Linked DNA regions of Homo sapiens: region 2 is linked to region 1. Evidence: read pairs that join two places in POLR2A ChIA-PET (ENCODE). Cell type or tissue: PC-3. All regions are shown on one strand. Region 1 overlaps CLIP1 (CAP-Gly domain containing linker protein 1). Region 2 overlaps DIABLO (diablo IAP-binding mitochondrial protein).

Region 1 (5,000 bases):
TGGTTTCAAACTCCTGACCTCAAGTGATCTGCCCACCTCGGCCTCACACAGTCCTAGAATTACAGGCTTGAGCCACCGTGCCCAGCCTAAATATAGATACATTTTTGAGACAGGGTCTTGCTATGTTGCCCAGGCTGGTCTTGAACTCCTAAGCTCAAACAGTCTCCTGGCTTGGCCTCCCAAATTGCTGGGATTACAGGCATGAGCCACTGCATCTGGCCCTTTCCTTTATATTTTAAGAAATGCTTATAAGGCTGCTTCCTGTTTATGATTTATTTAGTAGTCTTGATCTGGTGTGGTTTGGTCTTCAATTTGTTTCCTTAATTCTTCAATCTCCCTGTTAAACTTGTGTCATTTTATCATCTTCTCTTTGAACAGTTGTTTTGTTTTATTCAAATAACTTGAGTTTTACATAACACAAAGCACTATTTTCCCTGGGTAACAGCTTCTCTTGGCCTGAATTCCTGTCTCTCTCTGGCTCTTGATGTTCCGTTCTTTCTCTTTTCCCTCTTAGGGTGCAGAATGTGTACACTTCATCTTATTCTCGATGGCTCTACCTAGACCTTCCCTTGGCTCACATATACCGTGAGTTTCCCCCAACACCCTTCCTACCTTATCTGAGGCCTTTATCTTTAACCCCACGTTACAGCTAAAAGTTAAGCACTGTAATTGACACATTTCTGTAGCCAGAGGTTTCTGGATAGAGTCAAGGTTGGGATAGTTGAGGCTACACATAGACTCCGTTGGTGATCTCTTTCCTGAGATTTTTCTTCAGTGTTCTATGCACATCACTCACTCTACCTGAACACAGGTAATCTCATTCCCACAGGAGAACATCCTCAGCCTTGGGGCACGCATCCCCAGTCAGCTCTTTCCACAGTGCTCCTACTGCTTCTGCTACCTTCCCTTCCTAGAGACTGGAACACAGCCTCTCCTGTGATTGGAGGTGGTTATGTGATACGATCATAGAAATGTGAACTTTCTTCCCCAAATTAGAAGACAGAGCCATGTGAGAAGCCCTTTGCATTTCCCTGCCTTGTCCTCCCCCTGATTCCATCCAGAAAGCTCTGCGATGCTTGAGGTACAATAGCCAACCGGGGATCAGACGGACAAGAACTACACGCCTAGCAGAGCAGCAAGCAGGAAGGAAGGGCCAGCTCCGTGCAGACGTTCCTGAGGGGGTACCCGCCCGGACTGCCTACTGCGGACTTATTATCACTTGAGAAAAATACCCACAGTGCCCTGTGCCTGTCAGCTGCAGTTTGTTGGCTGGACTAGCTACAGAAAATGACCACTGGCAGTTTTTCCCACCGTTGGTAAAATCCTGCGGTGGTGCAAAGGGGCATTGAGCCTCAGAAATTTTTCCTTTACTTTTCCCAGGCTGTCTACTCACTTCTTCAGTCTAATTTTTTCCAAACTAGACTGGGCACAGGGATGGAGAGAATTCAAGTACAAATTCTCAGGATTTTGCTGTTCACCGTCCTTTCCACTTACCACTGGGGACAAAGTGTCAGAGTCAAACCACAATTTTGTTTCCTTTCTTGGTTGCCAATTTACTTTTTATTTTTTGAGACGGAGTCTTGCTCTGTCGCCCAGGCTGGAGTCCAGTGGTACGATCTCGACTAACTGCAACCTCTGCCTCCCGGGTTCAAGTGATTCTCCTGCCTCAGTCTCCCGAGTAGCCAGAATTACAGGCATGCACCACCATGCCCGGCTAATTTTTGTATTTGTTATTAGAGATGGGGTTTCACCATGTTTCTCAGCTAGTCTCGAACTCCTGACCTCAGGTGATCTGTCTGCCTCAGCCTCCTAAAGGGCTGGGATTACAGGCGTGAGCCTCCACGTCCAGCCTTGGGTGCCAATTTAAAAGTTTATAGCATGAAGTTGACTGGCTTTGTTGGCTTCTGCTGGACACATTTTTTAATACAGAAAAACTGTGTTCATAGCATTGGGTACTGAAGGGAGACAGAGTCTGTGATCCAGCTTCAATCAGCCCTAGTTGCCCAGAAGTCCCCTGAGCCCAGATTAAAATTATGATGGCTGATAACCACCATTTTTCCAAACTAATACACAATAAGCTAAAAATAGCTTTCCCTTTCTAAGCATTCATGTCTGGGAATTCAGGCTCATTTAAATGGCAGGTGACTATTCATGATCAATTTAGATGCTAACCCCAATTTTTTTGTATAATACATCTGCTATAACCTCTGTCAGGAAAAACTGTTCATGAAATACAGTTATTGAGTCATTTAATCCCTGTCCGGTTTCCATAAGCAAACTGTAACCTCATTCTACAAATAGCCAGGGGGAGAATCAGCTCTGTTCCCATAGTGATAGCTCACTGTATTTGCTATCTTTACAAGGTGGAACACATGTGAGGTTTGGAAATGATAAATCAGACATATCAAAAGTGACTACCTAAGGTGACTATTTCTATAGAAGAATCAACATTATTTTTAGAATTCCCTATGAAAAGAAAATAGGGGTAGACTATACCTATAGTCCCAGCTACTGGGGAGCCTGAGGCTGAAGGATCCCTTGAGCCCAGGAGGTTGAGGCTGCAGTGAGCTATGATAGTGCCACTGCTCTCCAGCCCAGGCTACAAAGTGAGACTCTGTCTCTTAAAAAAGAAACGAATGCTCTGTATAGTTTCCATTAATCTTAAACTATATGACCTTGCCTGAATTTACACTGTATGCTTCTACCAGCCACACAAAGAGCAAATGCCCCACTAAGTTGGTGATCAGGTTTTCGGCCACCACAACTCTGCAACAAAAGCTACTGCGATGGTTAATACTGAGTGTCAACTCGATTGGATTGAGGATGCAAAGTACTGATCCTGGGTATGTCTGTGAGGGTGTTGCTAAAGGAAATTTCACATCTGAGTCAGTGGGCTGAGAAAGGCTGCCCACCTTTCATCTAGGTGGGCACAACGTAATCAGCTGCCAGCTTGACCAGAATAAAAAGCAGTCAGATGGCTGAGCGCAGTGGCTCATGCCTGTAATCCCAGCACTTTGGGAGGCTGAGGTGGACGGATTGCCTAAGCTCAGGAGTTCGAGATTACCCTGGGCAACATGATGAAACCCAGTCTCTACTAAAATACAATAAATTAGCCAGGCCTGGTGGCACGCGCCTGTAGTCCCAGCTGCTAGGAAGGCTGAGGCATGAGAATCACTTAAGCCCAGGAGGCCAAGTGATCGAGCCACTGCACTCCAGCTTGGACTACAGAGTGAGACTCCATCTAAAAAAAAAAAAAAAGCAAGCAGAAGAACGTGAAAAGACTAGACTGGTTTAGCCTCCCAGCCTACATTTTTCTCCCATGCTGGAAGCTTCCTGCCCTAGAACATTGGACTTCAAGTTCTTCAGCTTTGGGACTCGAACTGGCTTCCTTGGTCCTCAGCTTGCAGATGGCCTCGTGTGGGACCTTGTGATTGTGTGAGTTAACAGTCCTTAATAAACTCCCCTTGATATCTATCTATCCTACTAGTTCTGTCCCTCTAGAGAACCCCGACTAATTCAGCTATGAAGCTGGAAGTAAAGTGAATCATCTAAAAAATGGAAAGAGCAGTCACAAAGTCCTCTGTCTTCTTCTGTAAAACAGAAACTGGGGCCCTGGCTAAAAACAAGATACTCACCAAACACCCATGCATTCATTCAAACCTACACGTCGTGCTCTATGATTCCTACTTTCTCACTGTCTGTGGGAGAAGCAGAAGCACACGATCCTGACCAAAATGCTGGGTTCTAAGGTCAGGGCACTGCAGAGCCCGCACCTGACCACAAAGGGGCAGCAGCTTGCTCTGCTCAAGATCAGAGGCCATGACCTTTAACATGGGCCTTTAACAATGAGGACATGATCACCAAGTGAGAAAGGAGACAAGAAAAGATGCAAAAGCAGACCTGTGAATGGCAAGATTCTGGGATGCACTGGGTTTTCTAAGCAAAATAAATATTTGAGGCAGAAAAAAAAAGTACCAGTAGGGTTCAGAAGCCATTTTTAGAGCAATGTTTGACCGCACCTACCCCATTTCTAGCTCACAGCTTTTTAAAATCTTGAACAATAATCATGAAGTAAGCAGAAAAAAGTTTTATTCTCAGAATAGAACAGCAGCTGGACAAACAGGCTTTCAAACACAATTTCAAATCTCAGCTCCTCCACTGCCTATCTGTGTATCCTTGGTAAGTTCACTTTTTTTTTTTTTTTTTTTTTTTTTTTTTGAGACAGAGTCTCACTCTGTCGCCCAGGCTGGAGTGCAGTGGCACGATCTCGGCTCACTGTAACCTCCACCTCCCAGATTCAAGCAATTCTCTCCCTCAGTATCCCGAGTAGCTGGGATTACAGGCGCCCGCCACCATGCCTGGTTAATTTTTGTATTTTTAGTAGAGATGGGGTTTCACCATCTTGGCCAGGCCGGTCTCGAACTCCTGACCTCATGATCCACCCGCCTCGGCCTCCCAAAATGCTGAGATTACAGGTGTGAGTCACTGTGCCCAGCCATTAGTTCACTTTTGAGCCTGTTTCCTGTCTAAAAATAATCCTACTATCTCTGAGGTAGGTTGTGATGATTCCATGAAATAATGGTAAAGCAATCAGCTCAGTTCAACAAATTATGGTGCTTCTAAATAAAGGAATCAGGAGAGAACCTAGGTCGTGGGTCAGTACTTACCTTTCCCAAGTCAATCTAGTCTCCACTGTCTCGATTTTAGAATGAAAAAGCAAATTTTTCTGTAGTACTACAACTAAAATTATTTTTTTTAAATAGCATTTCTGCCAAATACTGTAGCTCTGTAATACATTTCTAACACAGCTGATCAATAGTCTGACTTAACTGGAGAAAGCAACTAAGTGAAATTTTATAGAATTCTTGGAGATGATACAATAAAAGAGTAACAGAGCCCGATGAATTAATCGGTCTTCATTAAACTAAGGTGGCTTCTAAGTTACTTTAAACGGGTGGCTCACTCCACTCTTTTGAAATATATATACCATGGAAAGAATG
Region 2 (5,000 bases), 88 kb before region 1:
CTGGGACTACAGGCGAGCGCCAATACGCCCAGCTAATTTTTGTATTTTTGGTAGAGATGGGGTTTCACTGTGTTGCCCTTGAACTCCTGGGCTCCAGCAATCTGCCTGCCTTGGCTTCCCAAAGACACGCGTTGAGTCCCTGTGCCTGACTCATCCCAGTTTCTTTTTTTTTTCTTGAGACAGAGTCTTGCTCTGTCACCAAGGCTTGAGGTGCAGTGGAGCCATCTAGGCTCACTGCAGCCTCCACCCCCTGGGTTCAAGCCATTCTCCTGCACAGGCGTGTGCCACTACACCTGGCTAATTTTTGTATTTTTAGTAGAGACAGGGTTTCACCACGGTGGCCAGGGTAGTGTCAAACTCTTGACCTCAAGTGACCCACCTCAAGTGATCCGCCCTCCTTGGCCCCCCAAAGTGCTGGGATTATAGGCATGAGCCACTGCAACCAGTTTCTTAATAAGAACTAGTACTAAGCTATAACTTTGGTGAGCCGGCTGGGTGCGGTGGCTCGCACCTGTAATCCCAGCACTTTGAGAGGCTGAAGTGAGGAACAACATGACGAAACCTGCCTCTACTAAAAATACAAAAATTAGCCAGGCGTGGTGGTGCATGCTTGTAATCGGGAGGCTGAGGCAGGAAAATTGCTTGAACTGGAGAGGCAGAGGTTGCAGTGAGCTGAGAAAGTGCTACCACTGCAGCCTGGGCACCAAGAGTGAAACTCTGTCTCAAAAAAAAAAAAATTTGGCCGGACACAGTGGCTCATGCCTGTAATCCCAGCACTTTGGGAGGCCAAGGCGGGTGGATCACCTGAGGTCAGGAGTTCAAGACCAGCCTGGCCAACATGGCAAAACCCCTTCTCTATTAAAAATACAAAAACTATTCTCTATTAAAAATACAAAAACTAGCTGGGCGTGGTGGCGGGTGCCTGTAATCCCAGCTACTTGGGAGGCTGAGGCAGGAGAATCACTTGAACCCAGGAGGTGGAGGTTGCAGTGAGCCTAGATGGCGCCAGTGCACTCCAGCCTGGGTGACAGGAACAAAACTCCATTAAAAAAAATTTTTTTTTCTGTGAGCCTACCTACCTAGGTTGGGACCACTCAGGTAGGATGTTCTATGATGGGCACCTTGGGGCACCACGGTGCAAAGGACAAAGCACTGGCTGCTGGGAGAATAGGAGAAGCAGAGGCTTTGGAATTCGACCTACTTGGCTCCGTGGCTCATGCCTATAATCCCAGCACTTTGGGAGGCCAAGGTGGGTAGACTGCTTGAGCCTAGGATTTCGAGATTAGCCTGTGCAACATTGTAAAACCCCATCTCTATTTTATGAAGGAAAAAAAAAAAAAAAAAAAAAAGACCTACTCAGCTGAATCTCAGCTTGGCTGCTTACTCACCATACCGTGTCATCTTAGCCGAATGATCTGGCCCATCTGCCCTCTAGTTTCTTCACATATAAAAAGTGCCTACGAAATGCCTACCACAAAGCCTGACATAGACAAATAATTTGTCCTGGTTTTGCCACTGACTATGATTCCAGGTCTCATTTTCTCCATCTGTACAAAAAGGTTCACATAGATTACTCATCTCAAGTCTCAGCCAACGGTGTAATTCTATGATTGTTAATAAATTGTATTACCAAAAGAAGCTAAAACTATTTGGAAGCAATCCAATTTTCCAATGGTAATAGTTTTATCATTTTTCATTTTGAAGACATAACCTAGCTTCTACTGGTCTGGTCTGCAAGGGTATGCTCATTGTTTCTATTGTGCAAATAAAATGTAGGTTAATATGTAGGAAATGGGGAAAATTTCTCAAAGTGAGAGCCACTTAGACCATTTACTATAAAGCCCTCATTTTAGAAAACCAGATGAAAACTCAAATGGTACCTTCCTAGTTAAAAAATTAAAAAAAAAACCCAACACAAAACTTGAACCTACCAGTTTGATATGCAGCTTCTGCTGCCATCTCTGAAAGACCAACTGCAGTCATCCAAGTGGTTTCCAGCTTCAAGTACTCTTGGTGTTTTGAAGTCATCTATATAAATCAAGCAAAGTGCTTCAGACAGCATAAGAGGTCTAGCCCATTTAAATGGACTTAAAGTAGTAGATTTAGAGAACACTGATTATATTGATTAGACTTAATTCAATAATTTAGATACCACATGAGGTAGGTGCACTAACACAGAAATGCCTAGAACTTTCTGCTTACCTCAGCTCTGGCTCCTATGATCACCTGCCACACTTCATCTTCCTCCTCTGAATTCATTTTCCCAAGTAAACTTGTATATTGTCGGTAAAGAGAAGTTAAGGTATAAACAGCCTACAAATAGAGAATGAACAAGTCTGAGTAAAGTAAGTGAGACATATCAGAAGGAATAGAGAGATTTCCACCTCAAGGAAATTAAGTCCCATTACAGCAAACTGGCTCTTCCATCCTGCTGCCTCAATGAAATTGCACTATTATCCTATGAAGTAAAGGTATCAGGACATTAGTATCTCCATCTGTAAACTTCTGTGTTTTTAAAAGCTTGTCAGCAATTCAGACACAGAAAGAGAAAACAATGCAAGGGAAAACTTTAAAGGTTGAGGGGAAAAAAGCTGCTGGAAAATATATGTAAAACAAATGCACAAATGAGACTTCAATACTTTTGATTATCCATATACGCTAAAAAATTTTTATTGGCCGGGTGCAGTGGCTCATGCCTGTAATCCTAGCACTTTGGGAGGCTAAGACACGTGGATCACCTGAAGTCAGGAGTTCGAGACCAGCTTGGCCAACATGGCAAAACCCCGTCTCTACTAAAAATACAAAAAAATTAGCCGGGCATGGTGGCACACACCTGTAATCCCAGCTACTCAGGAGGCTGAGGAAGGAAAATCGCTTGAACCCAGGAGGCGGAGATTGCAGCGAGCTGACATCACTCCACTGCACTCCAGCCTGCGTAAGCAAGACTCCATCTCAAAAAAAAAAATTTATTATTTTTTACAAACAGGATGCTATGTCACCCAGACGGAAGTGCACTGGCATGTTCATAGCTCACTGTAATCTCAAACTCCTAGACTCAAGTGATCCTCCCACCTCAGCCCCTGGAGTAACTGGGACTACAGGCACACAACACACCATGCCTGGCTAAGTTTAAAATTTTTTTTCTGCTAGAGATGGGGCTTGCTACATTGACTGGGTTGGTCTTGAACTCCTGGCCCCAAGTGATCCTCCCGCCTTGGCCTCCCAAACTGCTGGGATTACAGATGTGAGCCACCACGCCTGGCCCATATACTCTCTTTTCTATTAGGTTAGATCAGTGGCTTTTAAATAATCCTCACAGAGCAACCTCTGTTGATGGACCACAGGCCCCTGTGCCCTTAACTGAACCATATCAGCTTCACTCCTGTTTTATATACTAGGCTGCCACATTTAAGATTTTTCTGTAAAAAAAAAAAAAAAGGTTCCTGGGAAAAGTCTAAAAACGAGTGATTTAGATCAGGGCTCAGCAAACTTTTTGAAGGGCCTGACAGTAAATATTTTGGGCTTTGTGGGCCTTACAGCCTCTGTTGAAACTACTCAAATCCTCAAAAACCGTTATTGACAACACATAAACAAATAGGCCTGGCTATGTTTCAATCAAATACCAACATGGGTATCAGACACAATTTGGTTGTGAGCCATTATTTGCTAAACCATGGTTTAGAAGATCAAGAGTTAAGAGGAGACATACCTTAGTATATTCAGTAATAGCTTCAATCAACGCATATGTGGTCTGAGAGAGAAAGGTAGAGGTGCTATCTGTTACCAAAGACACTGCTCTCCTCATCAATGCTTCACTACTAAGGGAATGAGGCTCTGATTTCTGAAAGACACAAACATTGTCACTCAACCTCTAAAGCTCAAACTGAGAACTTTTTCACCAATAGGCAAGCAAAAAACGTAATTGTCATGCTGCTTAGTGTTTTAGGCTGAAACTGCACTATATTTCTTTGGGTTATATTTTTTAAGGCCTTATTTTGGCAATTTAAGACAATATAGAGAAATAATTCCGGAGTATGCTTTCTACCAACTTTCATTCTCTGCTCCAAAAAGCAAATTATTTCTTTACATATAAAATAAATTGTGGCGGGGTACGGTGGCTCACACCTGTAATACCAGCACTTTGGGAGGCTGAGGCAGGCAGATCACGAGGTCAGGAGATTGAGACGATCCTGGCCAACATGGTGAAACCCCGTCTCTACTAAAAAAATACAAAAATTAGCTGGGCCGTAGTGGTGTGCGTCTTTAATCCCAGCTACTCGGGAGGCTGAGGCAGGAGAATCGACTGAACCCAGGAGGCAGAGGTTACAGTGAGCCGAGACTGCCACTGCACTCCAGCCTGGGTGACAGAGCAAGACTAAAAAAAAAAAAAAAAAAGTGCCGGGCACGGTGGCTCACGCCTGTAATCCCAGCACTTTGGGAGGCTGAGGCAGGCAGATCACGAGGTCAGGAGATTGAGACGATCCTGGCCAACATGGTGAAACCCCGTCTCTACTAAAAATACAAAAATTAGCTGGGCGTGGTGGCACACGCCTGTAGTCCCAGCTACTTGGGAGGCTGAGGCAGAAGAATCACTTGAACCCAGGAGGCAGAGGTTGCAGTGAGCCGAGATTGCACCACTGCGCTCCAGCCTGGTGACAGAGCGAGACTACATCTCAAAAAAAAAACAAAAAACCAAAAAAACCCCCAAAACTATTGATTATAACCAACAAATTGATAAGATTACAATTCATTCATTAACAGTGTTAGATACTTGAGACGCAAGTCTCAACAAGACATTCTCTGCCCTCAAACACAGGTGTAGGGGTAGAGAGAGCAGGATGATGGGCTAACAGAACTAGAAAAATGAACACAATCATGTATCATGGAAGCTGTGGGAGGAGTATGTATGAGCTACACTGGGGGCATGCAGAAGGGAGCAATCAGTTCTATGTTGAGTGCTAATAGCTTAGAAAAGGCTTCACAAGTTTGATGAGGATTAA

What was found. Peaks named below come from ENCODE experiments on the same cell type or tissue, not always from the same donor. Only the 100,000 strongest peaks of a DNase experiment are listed, where the experiment ranks them.
Region 2: POLR2A ChIA-PET joins it to region 1 with 9 read pairs; 5 of 35 experiments call an interaction of 5 or more read pairs at or near these places.

Annotation. Positions count from the first base shown.
Region 1 is chr12:122,302,810-122,307,809 of GRCh38, forward strand. All of the region lies in intron 20 of CLIP1 (CAP-Gly domain containing linker protein 1), which reads right to left. Among named protein-coding and RNA genes, the nearest start is that of VPS33A, 39 kb to the left of the region's middle. In PC-3, a CTCF peak has its summit at 3,762 (motif pointing right); a DNase peak (open chromatin) is centred at 2,302; H3K27ac peaks cover 1,729 bases.
Region 2 is chr12:122,214,557-122,219,556 of GRCh38, forward strand. It overlaps DIABLO (diablo IAP-binding mitochondrial protein), which reads right to left. Exons shown (of 6, transcript NM_001371333.1): 3 at 3,710-3,841; 4 at 2,203-2,313; 5 at 1,932-2,028. Among named protein-coding and RNA genes, the nearest start is that of DIABLO, 9.0 kb to the right of the region's middle. In PC-3, a CTCF peak has its summit at 1,006; no DNase peak of the experiment used is centred here.